Linked DNA regions of Homo sapiens: all the other regions are linked to region 3. Evidence: chromatin contacts called from ENCODE Hi-C or POLR2A ChIA-PET data. All regions are on one chromosome and are shown on one strand. The core of a region is the stretch at or near the end of the contact, and the rest is flanking DNA. Distances in the headings are between cores, read along the strand shown. Region 1 overlaps RBM39 (RNA binding motif protein 39). Region 2 overlaps UQCC1 (ubiquinol-cytochrome c reductase complex assembly factor 1). Region 3 holds the start of CEP250-AS1 (CEP250 antisense RNA 1).

Region 1 (4,655 bases), core at 353-2,852, 230 kb after region 3:
AGCTTGCATCATGCTGTTGCACTCCAGCCTCAGTCACAGAGGGAGACTCTGTCTCAAACAAGAAAGGAACTTTTTTTTTTTTTGAGACGGAGTCTCGCTCTGTGGCGCAGGCTGGAGTGCAGTGGTGTGATCTTGGCTCACTGCGAGCTCTGCCTCCCGGGTTCACACCATTCTCCTGCCTCAGCCTCCCAAGTAGCTGGGACTACAGGCACCCACCACCACGCCCAGCTAAATTTTTTGTATTTTTAGTATAGACGGGGTTTCACCGAGTTTGCCAGGATGGTCTTGATCTCCTGACCTCGTGATCCACCCGCCTCGGCCTCCCAAAGTGCTGGGATTACAGGCATGAGCCACTGCGCCCAGCCCAAGGAACGAACTTTTAATGTTAAGTATATTTTACCAAAATTTTAAAAAAGAAACAAAGTTTATTTGCTAGTATTTGCTAAGCCACAGAAAGTCTATGGAAGGATATAAAAAACAAAACAAAACAAAAAAAAAACGGGTAAGGGCTGCCTCTAGAAAAGGAGTAGTCGTGGATGAAGTGGGACTATGATAGGGATAAGATATTCTAGGAGCATTAGCTAGCAAAAAGTAAACAATATAAACATTTAGGCTGGGCTCGGTGGCTCCCACCTGTAGGTGTGAGCTGACATGGGCAGACTATCTGAGCTCAGGAGTTCGAGACCAGCCTGGGCACCACGGTGAAACCCTGTCTCTACTAAAACACAAAAAAGTAGGTTGGGCTCCGTGACTCATGCCTGTAATCCCACCACTTTGGGAGGCCGAGGAGGGCGAATCACCAGAGGTCAGGAGTTTGAGACCAGCCTGACCAACATGGAGAAAAACCCTGTCTCTACTAAAAATACAAAATTAGCAGGGTGTGGTGCCGCATGCCTGTAATCCCAGCTACTTGGGAGGCTGAGGCAGGAGAATCGCTTGAACCTGGGAGATGGGGGTTATGGTGAGCTGAGATCATGCCATTGCACTCCAGCCTGGGCAACAAGAGCAATACTCCATCTCAAAAAAAAAAAAAAAAAAAAAAAGCCAGGCATGGCGGCATGCACCTATAATCCCAGCTGCTAGGGAAGCTGTAGAAGAATTGCTTGAACCTGGGAGGCAGAGGTTGCAGTGAGCTATCGCACTCCAGCCTGGGTGACAGCGCAGGACTCAGACTCCAAAAAAAATAATAAAATAAACCTTTAAAAAGGGCTTCTTATTAAAGCTGCTACATTATGTTTACTGGAGTTGGGCACTTAATGCATACTAATTGTTCTGGGGCAAAGGTAAGCAAACTACATATACCCCATGAACCAACTCCAGCTTGACTTGTTTTATAAATCTTTCTCCTGTCTGAGCCTCCAGAGTAAGCTGGAACTACAGGCATATGCCACCCAAGACCGGCTAATTTTTATATTTTTAGTAGAGAAGAGGTTTCACCATGCTGGCCAGACTGGTCTCGAACTCCTCACCTCAAGTGATCCACCCGACTCGGCCCCCAAAAGTGCAGGGATCACAGGCATGAGCCACTGTGCCTGGCCCATACTCAATTTCTTAATAGCTTACAGCTGTTTGGAAGAGAGTTGAGTACTTGCAACAAGACCATATGGCACTGAAAACCTAAAATGGGTCTGGGCGCAGTGGCTCACGCCTGTAATGACAACACTTTGGGACACCGAGGCGGGTAGATCACCTGAGGTCAAGAGTTCGAGACCAACCTGACCAACACACCAAAAATTAGCTGGGCGTTGTGGTCAGAGCCTGTAATCCCAGCTACTCAGGAGGCTGAGGCAGGAGAATCAATTGAACCTGGGAGGCGGAGGTTGCAGTGAGCCGAGACTGCACCACTGCACTCCAGCCTAGGCGCAAGGAGTGAAACTCCCATCTCAAAATTTAAGAAATAGTTTGACAAATCAGACTCTAGAGTAATAAAAATAATTTAAATATCAACTGTTTCCTGATGTTAATTTTTATATGGTACACAGATTTCTCAAATATCCATGATTATTCTTTTTCTTTTCTTTCGGAGACACTCTGGCTCTGTTATCCAGGCGTGATCTCGGCTCACTGCAATCTCTGCCACCCGGGTTCAAGTGACTCTCCTGCCTCAGCCTCTTAAGTAGCTGGGATTAGAGGGATGCGCCACCACACCCACCTAATTTTTCTATTTTTAGTAGAGACAAGGTTTTACCACGTTGGCCAAGCTGGTCTCAAACTCCTGACCTCAAGCGATCCACTTGCCTCGGCCTCCCAAACAAAGAGATGGGATTACAGGTGTGAGCCACTGCACCTGGCCAGTGAATATATTTTTAAAAGTTAAATTTTATTTGTTCTATCTAGCTCCTTTTAAATTTATGCCTTTTGCTAAAATTATTGAGTGGAAAAGGTTCATTCCTCACAGTGACAGGACAGTCTTGGCAACTTTCTCTCCTCAACACAGAACTAGTTGGACACTCTTGGTTTAGGTAGATAGCACAAAGTCCTCTAGAACAAAAGCCAAGCTGCTCTGAATTGAGCTCAAGACCACAATGCCAGACACAAGGCCTCGTGGCGCCTGTGAAGCAGATCAAGTTGGTTCCTCACTTTGCCATGTAACAGCTCATGTGGCCCCAACTGCTCTGAACTTCATTTCTCCATATAGCACATAATGGCATGTCAACCTCCACCTAAGATCCATGTTACTGATAGAAAAGTCAATGGAGGCCAGGTCCAGTGGCTCACACCTGTAATCCCAGCACTTTAGGAGGCCGAAGCAGATCACCTGAGGTCAGGAGTATGAGACCAACTTGGCCAACATGGTAAAGCCCTGTCTCTAAAAAAAAAAAAAAAAATTAGTCGAGCATGATGGCAGGCACCTGTAAACCCAACTACTCGGAAGGCTAAAGCAAGAGAATCGCTTGAACACAGAGAGGAGGAGTTTGCAGCGAGGCGAGATTGTGCCACTGCACTCCAGCCTGGGCAGCAGAATAAGACTCTGTCTCAAAAAGTCAATGGAGAAAGTACCAGAGTGGATCAGAAGTGGGTCACATACTGTTAGGCAGAACAGCCTTGCCAGAGGGGCATTCACCCACTGAAGATTTCAACAGACAGAAAAAGGGCAAATCTAATCAGGCTACCAAGGCCTGGAACTGAGCACATAACCAGGGAGACAGAGTAATGTCTTTTTAAAGGTAAGGGTCTCGCCAGGCCAGGCTGGAGTGCAGTGGTGCCATCCCAGCTCACTGCAACCTCTGCCTCCTATATTCAAGGGAGAAATTCTGCTGCCTCGGCCTCCCGAGTAGCTGGGAACACAGAGACGCACCAACACGCCCAGCTAATTTTTGTATTTTTAACAGAGACGTGGTTTTACCATGTTGGCCAGGATGGTCTTGATCTCATAATCTGCCCACCTCGGCCTCCCTCCCAAAATGCTGGGGTTACAGGTGTGAGCCACCGCACCCGGCCAACAGAAAAGAATCTTAAGATATTCAACTTTCTTTTAAAAACAATCTTTTAAAAAAAATCCTACTAAAAAATAATAGTCTTCGTATGATTTAACAATTTTCCTTCTTTTGACACAGGATCACACTGTTACCCAAGGTGGAGTGAAGTGGCATAATCATGGCTCACTGCAACCTTGAAATCCTGGGCTAATGTCATCCTCCTGCCTCAGCACCCCAAGTAGCTGGGATTACAGGCATGAGCCACCATGCCCAGCCAATGTGGACTTTTTATTAACTCTAATACCCATTATGCATTTCACATGGCATTATGAATAACAGTAACATTCTTTTAAGAATCTATCAAGTGACCTATTTTAATCTATGTTGTCACAGAAATTTTTATAAAACCAGCCCTTATCCTCTTAATATTAACTCACAGAAAGATAACAAAGCAAGACATACAGAAATTATGTAGTTATACTCAGATCAACAACCTACTGAAGATTCATTGAAGAACCTGGACTTACTCTTCCAAAAGGCTCAAAGATCCCACGAAGCATATCTTCAGTTATGTTGAAGTGTAATGAGCCCACATAAAGCCTCATAGGTCCAGCACTTCCCTTTTGTAAATTGTTTGCCATTGCTGCAGCTCTGTTTTTTTCTGCCTAGAAGACAAAATACACGTCACACAGAGATAACACACAGCAGTTTAAAGACATACACCTTCCATTTGCATAACAACTAATGTTAAAGTTTAGAGTGATAAAAATACTACCCTACGTAAGTCAGATACTACATATCAACTTAATAGGAGGCATCTAGAATATGCAAAATTCAGAAAGAGGAGGTAGATAACATTTTACCAAGGGCCTGCAGGAAATTAGGGAGTTACAGCTTCAAGAGTACAGTTTTTGGCTGGGCACGATGGCTCACACCTGTAATCCCAGCACTTTAGTAGGCTAAAGCAGCCAGATCACGACATCAAGAGATCAAGACCATACTGGCTAACACAGTGAAACACCATCTCTACCAAATATAGAAAAAATTAGCCGGGTGCGGTGGTGGGCACCTGTAGTCCCAGCTACTCAGGAGGCTGAGGCAGGAGAATGGCATGAACCCAGGAGGCAGAGCTTGCAGTGAGACGAGATCACACCACTGCACTCCAGCCTGGGTGACAGAGTGAGACTCAGTCTCAAAAAAAATAAAAATAAAAAAAAAAATAAAAATAAAAAGTTT
Region 2 (4,390 bases), core at 1,715-4,214, 190 kb before region 3:
CAAGTTAAATGAAGGAAGTTTGATGGGGGAGGGAGGGGCAATATGGTTCCCCACCCCCTTTCTTCACTTTAAGAAAATCCCCCAAGAGATGACCCGCACTGAGGGAGGAGGGGCTGGTCCTCAGGTGCTCAGACCAAGGTGGCTCTGCAGCACGTGCTTCAGAAGTTGGGAAGGGGGACCAAAGCTGGGCACAGGTCTGGGTCTGCTACAACTAAGCCAGGAGGAATGTTCTCTTCTCCCCAGTATCTCATGAAAGGGGAGGCCAAGACAGGAGACAGCATGTTCCTCATTCAGTTCACTGGGAGTGACAAAGGTGACTTTGTTCTCAAGGCCTCCTTCCAAATGACTTAGGATGTGAAAGCCCTTGGTCATCAGAGGCCTCCTGGGTCCCAGACGACAGGCCTGGCTGGCTGTATCTTGGCCTGAACAGAGACACATCTCCATGAACTAGAGGCAAGAGCAGCAGAGACCATCCCAGCCTCTTCCCTTTCTCCGTCTCTAACTGAGCTGCGCGGTGCCCTCATTACTGCGTCCACCATCTCAGGCAAGTTTCTAAGTCCCTGGAATAAAGAAGGGCCATGGCAGAGAGAAGTCTCTGTTTCTTTTAATGGCCAACTCAACCCCATGGCTGAAAGCCGAGGGACAACGCGTGGTCACCGACCGGACTCGGCAGCATTACAATCTGCTCCTAGGCCACAGCAGGCCCTGGGGGGTTTCCCTTTTGAACCTACACCATCCCTTCCTTGGCCTTTGGGAAAAGCTATCAGTCACATGTAGTTGCTGGAGGGGGTTGGGGAGTGTGTGCTGGGGGACTCTCACTCGGGGCTTCCCCTAAGGGAGAGGACACCCCGGGAGAGCTAGGGGTTCTCCCAGCCCTGTACCCCAGCAGATCAGACTCCTGGGCACACTAAGAGGAAACTCAACACAAATGGGGCCAGGTATTTGACAGATGCTGTTCAGAGGTCAGTTCAGGCCACTTTCTGCAGGGTCCTGGACCAACAGGCACTTCTCTCCTGGAGGTTCCTCGAAGCCAGCTGGCGGGCCGTGCGGAGGGCCCAGCCCATCAAAGTCCCTCGTCGTTGTAAGTCGGAGAATGGGGCTTCAGGATGCTCTGAGGATTCTTCTCCACTAGAGGGCGCCAGCTCACCTCCCCTGTCAGAAGCAGATCCTCCCCGTTCATGGAGTCCAGGTACTGTATCTGCAACCAGGGGAGGGGGAAGGAGGAAGCGACAGAGGCAGGGCAGAGGTGAGGAGCCAGCGTCAGGAACCAGCCTCCCAGAGGAGAGGAAGGAAGGGGACGGGGCATGAGGGGGGCTTCTGACCATCCCAGGTCCCAGACCAAGCCGTCCCAGGCCAAGCCGTCTCTGATCTCCTAGATAATTTCACTAAGGTGGTTCAGAGAAAGCAGTCACTGGGGAGCTGGGTGGCGGGGGCAGTTAGGGAATTCCCTATCACACCTCTGAATGGAGACAGACACACACCTCCCAAGGACACGTCTCCCCTACACGCCCTCCCTAGACAGCTCCTGCAGGCCAGGAAGTCAGGGCTTGCAGCGCACACAGCCATGCTGTCCACCCCAGCACTGCTGGGTGAGAGTCCTGATTCTGTCCCTTCCCAGTGCTGCTACCCAGGGTGGCAGCTTCCCCTCTCTGAGATTTAAGTTCCCTTGTCTTGAGAGAGGGGATAGAAACAGGTACCTCACAGGACACATGAAGAGATTCAACAATATGCATATATGCAGTGCTAGGCACTCACGCTTTAAACATATGTATGCCTCTGTTGTCCTCTAGTGGGCCCCTGGTCAGTGGGCCCCAGTATCACCTCTCTAGGACAGTAGGGGCAGACAGCTCTGCCATTAAAATGGTCATCATCCAGAGAAGCCACTGCTGCAGGGCCAGGAGACTTCATCTTAGGCTTTAGGTCATTCCCCCTTCCAAGAATCCACCACTCTGGTTGCTTCCGCTTCCAGCTGCTGACGCTTGAACTCAACCCCAGCCTCTCGCACGTGTCTTGGCTCTGGATTCCCACCTGCCCTGCCATCTCTTCCCTAAAGCCCACTCCTCCCTTACAGTGACTCCATTTCTGCCCCCAGTGCCACCCCTCTGCCCACCTCCTGGGTTGAAAATCTCAACAGAACCTCTGGTTGGCTCTTGGGCCATCGGCCACACCAAACAGTCTGCTCAAGGCCCAGCTCCTGCTCTTCCTTTCCCGGCCTTCAGCACTCTGCCCTCCCTGTATCACATAACAGGCTGGCTTACTCCAGGGTTAGCCGTGTGCCTGGGCTTCCTCACCAAACCATGAGCTGGCTCCTCGAGGGCAGGACTGGGTCTTATTAATCGTTGCTTTCCCAAGAGTACATGGAGCAGCAGGTGCTCAAAAGGTTTGCTGATAGAACTGGGTCCCCACCAAAGCTCCCTGCTTTCCCAAGAACCCCTTCACGGTTTTTCCACTGCCTCTCACTGGGGCCACATGGGACCTCTTGTAGGGACAATGGTTGTGGCAGCCCCTTCCTAGAGGGCCCTCGGAGAAGTCCCAGTGTGTCTTGTTGGGGCTTCTGGCACAAGCCCACCATGGCAGATGGAAATGTTGGGCAGGTCTCTCAGAAAACACAGCATTTGCTTTGCGAATTGCTACTCCCGTCTGAGGGTGAGTCCAGTCAACAGAGTATCAGAATTCTCTGTGAGTGGGGCCCTCTGGCCATGCCGTGCCCTCTCCCTGGCTCTAGCAGATTTGAAGAGTGGTCAAACAGAAGTCCTGGCTCCTGGGATTCTCTACCCTGTGGGTCTGCAGAGCCCCAGTATGTGGTTTTTCCAGCAGTTAACAAGCTAGTCCTATGGGCCCTGTCTTCTCAAGAGCTGAAGTCCAGCCTTGCCTTTCCTGGTTGTTGAAGACCATGAATACAAGTGAACAAGAGAGTAACTGTGGCGTGACACCCCTTCAGCTCCAGGGGCCAGGCCATGAAGCAAAGGTGTGACTCATGGCACAGCCTGAGCTGTCTGAGGCAGCTGAGGCCTCAGTGGTCACATGAATCACACAGCTTGGGGCCCTAGGGCAGCTGTGCAGGCTGACTCACTGGGAGGCCCTGGAAGAGCCTCTATGTCCTCTTCGCTGCCAGTCAGCTCACTCATCTATCAAGTATGAGTTTCCCATCAATACAGGATCTGAGGGCAGGGAGGTCAAGGAATTAATTCCCCGGGGCTTGAGGACAGCTATGTGGGTAAGCAGCCCCCACTGCGGAGCTTTCTCGTAGAAGCTTTGATGTCGGGGAGCCCTGGGGAGCCAGAGGGGTGAGAAACTGAAGTGGGGGGACTCTACTTGACTGTGGAGAGCATCTAGCAGGAAGAGGCTGTCTGTGAAATGCTGCCTGCTGCCCAGTTTTGCTGGAAGTCAGGAGCAGGAAACAAATCCAAGTGGGTAGAGAAGGGGTCCACAGTGGGCAGCTGCTACTACACCACGTGCTCATATCTGCCAGGACTCTGTGGGCCCAGCTGCTAGCATAGCACTGGGCGCACAGTAGGCAATGAGGTGCACAGTGAATGAATGACTCAAAGTTCCTGAGGGCAGGAGACTACTCGATGCCTCTTTCTCTCTCTCTTCCCATTTCCCGCTCCCTGGCCCAGTTCATGGTTGGACATACAGAAGGCGCTCCTTCTTCAGCGTCTAGTGCTGATGTGATCTGGTCAGAATTCTCTCAGGCTGGTCCTTGGTAACTCCACCTCTCATGATCCCCTGAAAGCCCAAGAGGAGGACCCACTGTTGCCAGGACTTGGGAGGGGAGGGAAAGGGTCACTCACCTGTTTCCTCACATACTCTACCAGCAATTCAAGATGTCGAGGGTCTTCACATTTCCGGTTGAAGAAGGTTCTCCAGAGGGCAGCGGCCAGCCCATGATCATCTGAAAGGATCCCCTGGAACATACAGCACAGCAGTGGTCTCCTGAGGGATCCACAGAGCCAGGACACAGACGGTGGGGATACTATGAACATGCTAGCAACCATGGAATCAGCTCAGAAGGGCCCTCCACGCACAAGAGGAAAATGGGGCAGTCACACAGTAGAGGTGGAAGGGGTCTTACAAGGGTATCTGGCCCAATCCCTTCATTTTATTACATACAGAGGGAGAACAGGGGGTCCAGAGGGGCCAAGCCACCAGTTAGGTGATGCAGAGCTGGGACTCAGGCAGTACTCCGTACTGCGCCTGGCCCAGGCAACACTTGAGAGGCTGAGAAGAGAAACAGTAGCAGCAATGCTCCCCCTGCTGTCCATAGCAGCAATGCTCCCCCTGCTGTCCACAGGGCACGGGCTGGGAATATTGTGAATGTATGTTTCTCCCAGGAATGGAGGTGGGCATGGACTGTGCCTTCTTGCTTGGTCCAAGGACCAAGGCAAGG
Region 3 (4,411 bases), core at 1,894-4,393:
GCCCAAACTCCTAACCATTTCTTTTTTATCCACCTCTGTAATGTCCCTTCCAAATGGTTGCTTAGCTGCTATTGTATTCCATCACTTGGCTGCCCATTTATTTTAGATAGATCTAGTTATTAGGAAATTCATGTTGAACCAAAACCTATTACCAGGAACAAATGAGCCTTAGATTTGCTTGAAATACCCCACCAACATGGTTGCTTTCTTCTAGGCATGTTACAATTTACTCATGTCCCAGTGGTGTAAAGGTGGCACTTTGAACTGGGCAGAATATTCTGTTCATGGTCATACCAGCAATGCTGGACTGTTACTTCCTACACATCACAGAATTAGCTCTTCTTGTAGCTATAACACACTTCTAACTCACATAGAGCAAATAGATCAGTTTTTTTAACACTTGCAACTGCTATTAACATTCATCTTTTTCATATTTTTACAGTTGGCTTTGGCTTTTTGCAGTCACATACTCTGCCACTGAGCTATACCCGCTGTCTTTGGCTTTTTGAACCAGAGGGTAAAATGATTTGTCATTCATGACTGTCCTGTAACTGACATTACACATTGCCGGGTTTTATAAGGAAGAACAAAGGAAGACCTCTTTTTTTTCTTTTTATTATTATTATTTCTTTTGAGACAGGGTCTTGCTCTGTTGCCCAGGCTGGAGTGCAGTGGCGTGATCAGGGCTTAACGGCAGCCTCACCCTCAAGGCCCTCCTGGGCTCAAGTGATCCTCCTACCTCAGCCTCCCAAGTAGCTGGGACCACAGGAGTGAACCACCACACCTGACTAATTTTTGCATTTTTTGTAGATAAGGGGTTTCACCATGTTGCCTAGGCTGGTCTCAAACTCTTGGGCTCAAGTGATCATCCTACCTCGGCCTCGCAAAATGTTGGGATAATATATGTGAACTACCACGTCCAGCCAGACCACTGTCAATTGTATGGTCTGGGAAGGCTTCACCAAGGAAGTGTTAGTTTAGGCGTGAGGAATGATGGAGTAGGGGGGAGAAGGGCTTTCCAGGTAGAAGGAAGCATGAGTAAAGGCTCTAAGGCATGAACATGTTGGCTGGGTGCAGTGGCTCACACCTGTAATCCTAGCACTTTGGGAGGCCTAAGCGGGCAGATCACTTGAGGTTAGGAGTTCAAAACCAGCCTGGCCAACGTGGTGAAACCATGTCTCTACTAAAAATACAAAAAAAATAGCTGGGAGTGGTGGCGGGCGCCTGTAATCCCAGCTACTTGGGAGGCTGAGGCGGGAGAATCACTTGAACTTGGGAGGCAGAGGTTGCAGTGAGCCGAGATCACCCCACTGCACTCCAGCCTGGGCGATAGAGTGAGACTCTGTCTCAAAAAAAAAAAAAAAGTGCTTAGTGTGCTCAAGGACCTGCAAGGAGGCAAGTGTGTGTAGCCAGGGTGTAGTGAATGAGGGGGAAAGCTGCACAGGATGACACTGGGAAGGCTGAAACACTAGAGGCGTTCCCATTACATGAATAAGCAACGACAAACTTACAAGCATTTTAAAGGAAAAGTGCAGGGAATACTAATGTGATGATGATGCTGGCTGTTGTGTATTGCCCGCTTTCTGTGTGCTACGCACATTTAAAGTGATTCACATGACTTATCTCCATCCTCAATACAACCTGAGGAGAATGACACTGTTGTTATCCCCATTTTAATAGATGAAGAAACTGAGGCACAGAGTTGTTTAGAAATTGAGATCATGCTAGTAGTGGTAGATTAAAGATTCTCCACCCAGGCAGCCCAACTCCAGAGCCCTTCACCTCTATCCTGTACACCTAATAGAGGGTCCTGAACTAGTCAGAGAGCTTGGGAAAGCTTTGGTTGCTGGAAGACCGCTAAGACAAGAAGCACCCCTATCCTAATGCTCTTATATAATACAGGGAGACATCCTCACTGGGCCAGGCCTGATTCTTCAGGGGCTAACTCTGCAACTCTGAGTAGAGGAGAGCAGGCAGCAGACAGCCAGAATTGGCCGCCTCAGTTCATTGTTACAACTGTCAACCACAATGTGGCTGCTTTAAAGATAACAAATACGGAGCTGTGTGTGGTGTCATGCCCCTGTGTTCTTAGCTACTCAGGAGGCTGAGGCAGGAGGACCACTTGCGCCCAGGAGTTCGAGTCCAGCCTGGGCAACATAGTGAGACCCCATCTCTAAAAATAAGAATGCCTAGGCTAGGCACAGTGGCTCATGCCTATAATCCCAGCACTTTGGGAGGCCGAGGCAGGCAGATCACTTGAGGTCAGGAGTTCATGACCAGCCTGGCCAACATGTTGAAACCCCATCTCTACTAAAAATACAAAAATTAGCTGGGCATGGTGGGGGGCACCTGTAGTCCCAGCTGCTAGGGAGGCTGAGACAGGAGAATCACTTGAACCTGAAAGGTGGAGGTTGCAGTGAGCGGAGATCGTGCCACTGCAGTCCAGCCTGGGTGACAGGGCAAGACTCCGTCTCCAAAAAAAAATTAAAAATAGAAATACATTTTAAAACCCAGATACTTGTAGCATATATAAGGGACAATTGCAGTTTGGAAGGTACTTCCACATGTATTATATAATTTTATTTTTTAAAATGAATCTCATTTGGTTGTCATGAAATTTGGTAAGATAGATAAGGCAGGGAATATTAGCCTTGCTTTACAGATGAGGCAACAGGCTTAGAGAGGTACCAAGGTCACCCCACTAGTGAGTAGTAGAGAGACTTTGTTTTTCCAATCCAGTACCCCTGCCTCCCCTCCTCACCCATTTGGTTCTAATGGTGTTTCCTTCATGTGGCCAGGAGAAGGAGCGCTCCTGGCACCAGCAGGAGCTGGCAAAGGCTCTGGAGAGCTTAGAAAGGGAAAAAATGGAGCTGGAAATGAGGCTAAAGGAGCAGCAGACAGAAATGGAGGCCATCCAGGCCCAGAGGGAAGAAGAACGGACCCAGGCAGAGAGTGCCCTATGCCAGGTGGGAAGCTAGGAGGATTGGAGCTGCACGTCCAGTCAGCGATCTCCTTACCTTGACCACTTCCTTTTCTACTCCCAAGAGGAGTGCTGCAGAGGGGCTTCCAGAAGAGAGGGTAGCTACCCACTTTGCTAACAGTGAGCAGGGTGGTCCGCACCATTAGCCACAGTTCCGGCAGTATGTCATACTTCCTGAGGGAGGGCTGACATGTACCACATCCTGTCAGCTTGCAAACCAGTGGTAATCTTTGCACTTCCTTGTTCTGAACCCATGGGCTCAGACCTTCCTTTGCCCTCAGCCCCTTCCCATTTGCTAGGAGAGCCCTAGGGCAGCTGGGATGTGCTTGTGGCCTCGTTGGTGAGCATGGTAATCCTGAGCCCACAAGCTGTTACCCCCCTACCCCTCCACAGATGCAGCTGGAAACAGAGAAGGAGAGAGTATCCCTCCTGGAGACACTGCTGCAGACGCAGAAGGAGCTAGCAGATGCCAGCCAACAACTGGAACGACTGAGGCAGGACATGAAAGTCCAGAAATTAAAGGAGCAGGTATGGAGGGTGGTCTCGGGAGTAGGGGAGAAAGGGGCACTCATTTACCCATTCGACCATGAAGGGTTCTTGGGCACTTCTTATGTGCCAGGCCCTGTGCTAGGTGCTGACATATGACAAGTACATAAAGGTATGGCACAGGCTGGGCAGGGTAGATCACGCCTGTAATCCCAGCACTTTGGCAGGCCAAGGTGGGTGGATCACCTAAGGTCAGGAGTTAAAGACCAACCTGAGCAACATGGTGAAACCCATCTCTACTAAAAATACAAAAATTAGCCGGGCATGGTGGCAGGCCCCTGTAATCCCAGCACATTGGGAGGCTGAGGCGGACAGATCAGTTGAGGTCAGGAGTTCGAGACTAGCCTGGCCAACATGGTGAAACCTCATCTCTACAAAAATACAAAAATTAGCTGTGTGTGGTGGCATTTGCCTGTAATCCCAGCTGCTTGGGAGGCTGAAGCAGGAGAATAGCTTGAGCCCAGGAGGCGGAGGTTGCAGTGAGCCGAGGTCACGCCACTGCATTCCAGCCTTGGTGATAGAGCGAGTCTCAAAAAAAAAAAAAAAAAAAAAAAGGTGTGGCACAGCAGTCAGCATAACAGACATTGCCCCTGCTCTCAAGGAACTTACATTCCTGTGGCAGAAATGGATGACAAATGAGCAGACACAAAGTAAATGAGATTATTACAGTTTGTGATAAGTGCTGTAAAGGAAATAGAATGATACAACTGAGAGTGAGTCAAAGGAGGTTCACTTTGCACTTAGTGGTCAGGGAAGGCCTCACTGAGAAAGTAACATCTGAGCTGAGACTTGAAGGTTAGAAAGAAACCAGCTCCGTGATACAACATAGGTGAACCTTGAAAACATCAGGTTAAGTGGAAGAGCCATATATTTTATATGATATGC

The links. A loop is a pair of places that touch in the nucleus more often than their neighbours do. ChIA-PET counts read pairs that join two places held with the same protein, here RNA polymerase II (POLR2A). Pooled maps may share reads with other maps.
Region 1: POLR2A ChIA-PET joins it to region 3 with 16 read pairs in H1. The contact joins the enhancer-like site here to the promoter of CEP250-AS1 in region 3. POLR2A ChIA-PET finds 5 or more read pairs at or near these places in 9 of 52 experiments (BJ, H1, Panc1 and 6 more).
Region 2: a pooled map shows a loop between it and region 3 (6-fold over the local background). The contact joins the enhancer-like site here to the promoter of CEP250-AS1 in region 3. A Hi-C loop is called at or near these places in 5 of 50 pooled maps. POLR2A ChIA-PET finds 5 or more read pairs at or near these places in 2 of 52 experiments (activated naive CD4-positive, alpha-beta T cell and naive thymus-derived CD4-positive, alpha-beta T cell).

What each region holds. Positions count from the first base shown.
Region 1 is chr20:35,717,794-35,722,448 of GRCh38, forward strand. It overlaps RBM39 (RNA binding motif protein 39), which reads right to left. Exons shown (of 17, transcript NM_184234.3): 9 at 3,947-4,084. Among named protein-coding and RNA genes, the nearest start is that of ROMO1, 21 kb to the left of the region's middle. Within about 2 kb of position 1,603, at least 2 of the 41 ENCODE cell types and tissues checked have a DNase peak (open chromatin) inside an H3K27ac peak, as active enhancers do.
Region 2 is chr20:35,302,872-35,307,261 of GRCh38, forward strand. It overlaps UQCC1 (ubiquinol-cytochrome c reductase complex assembly factor 1), which reads right to left. Exons shown (of 10, transcript NM_018244.5): 9 at 3,795-3,908; 10 at 1-1,198. The coding sequence ends at 1,064. Among named protein-coding and RNA genes, the nearest start is that of FAM83C, 13 kb to the left of the region's middle. RefSeq lists enhancers at 1,431-2,251, 2,543-3,742, 2,835-3,129. Within about 2 kb of position 2,965, at least 15 of the 41 ENCODE cell types and tissues checked have a DNase peak (open chromatin) inside an H3K27ac peak, as active enhancers do.
Region 3 is chr20:35,487,839-35,492,249 of GRCh38, forward strand. It overlaps CEP250-AS1 (CEP250 antisense RNA 1), which reads right to left and starts at 3,144. Exons shown (of 3, transcript NR_184017.1): 1 at 3,018-3,144. It overlaps CEP250 (centrosomal protein 250), which reads left to right. Exons shown (of 35, transcript NM_007186.6): 21 at 2,799-2,966; 22 at 3,374-3,508. RefSeq lists an enhancer at 2,943-3,102.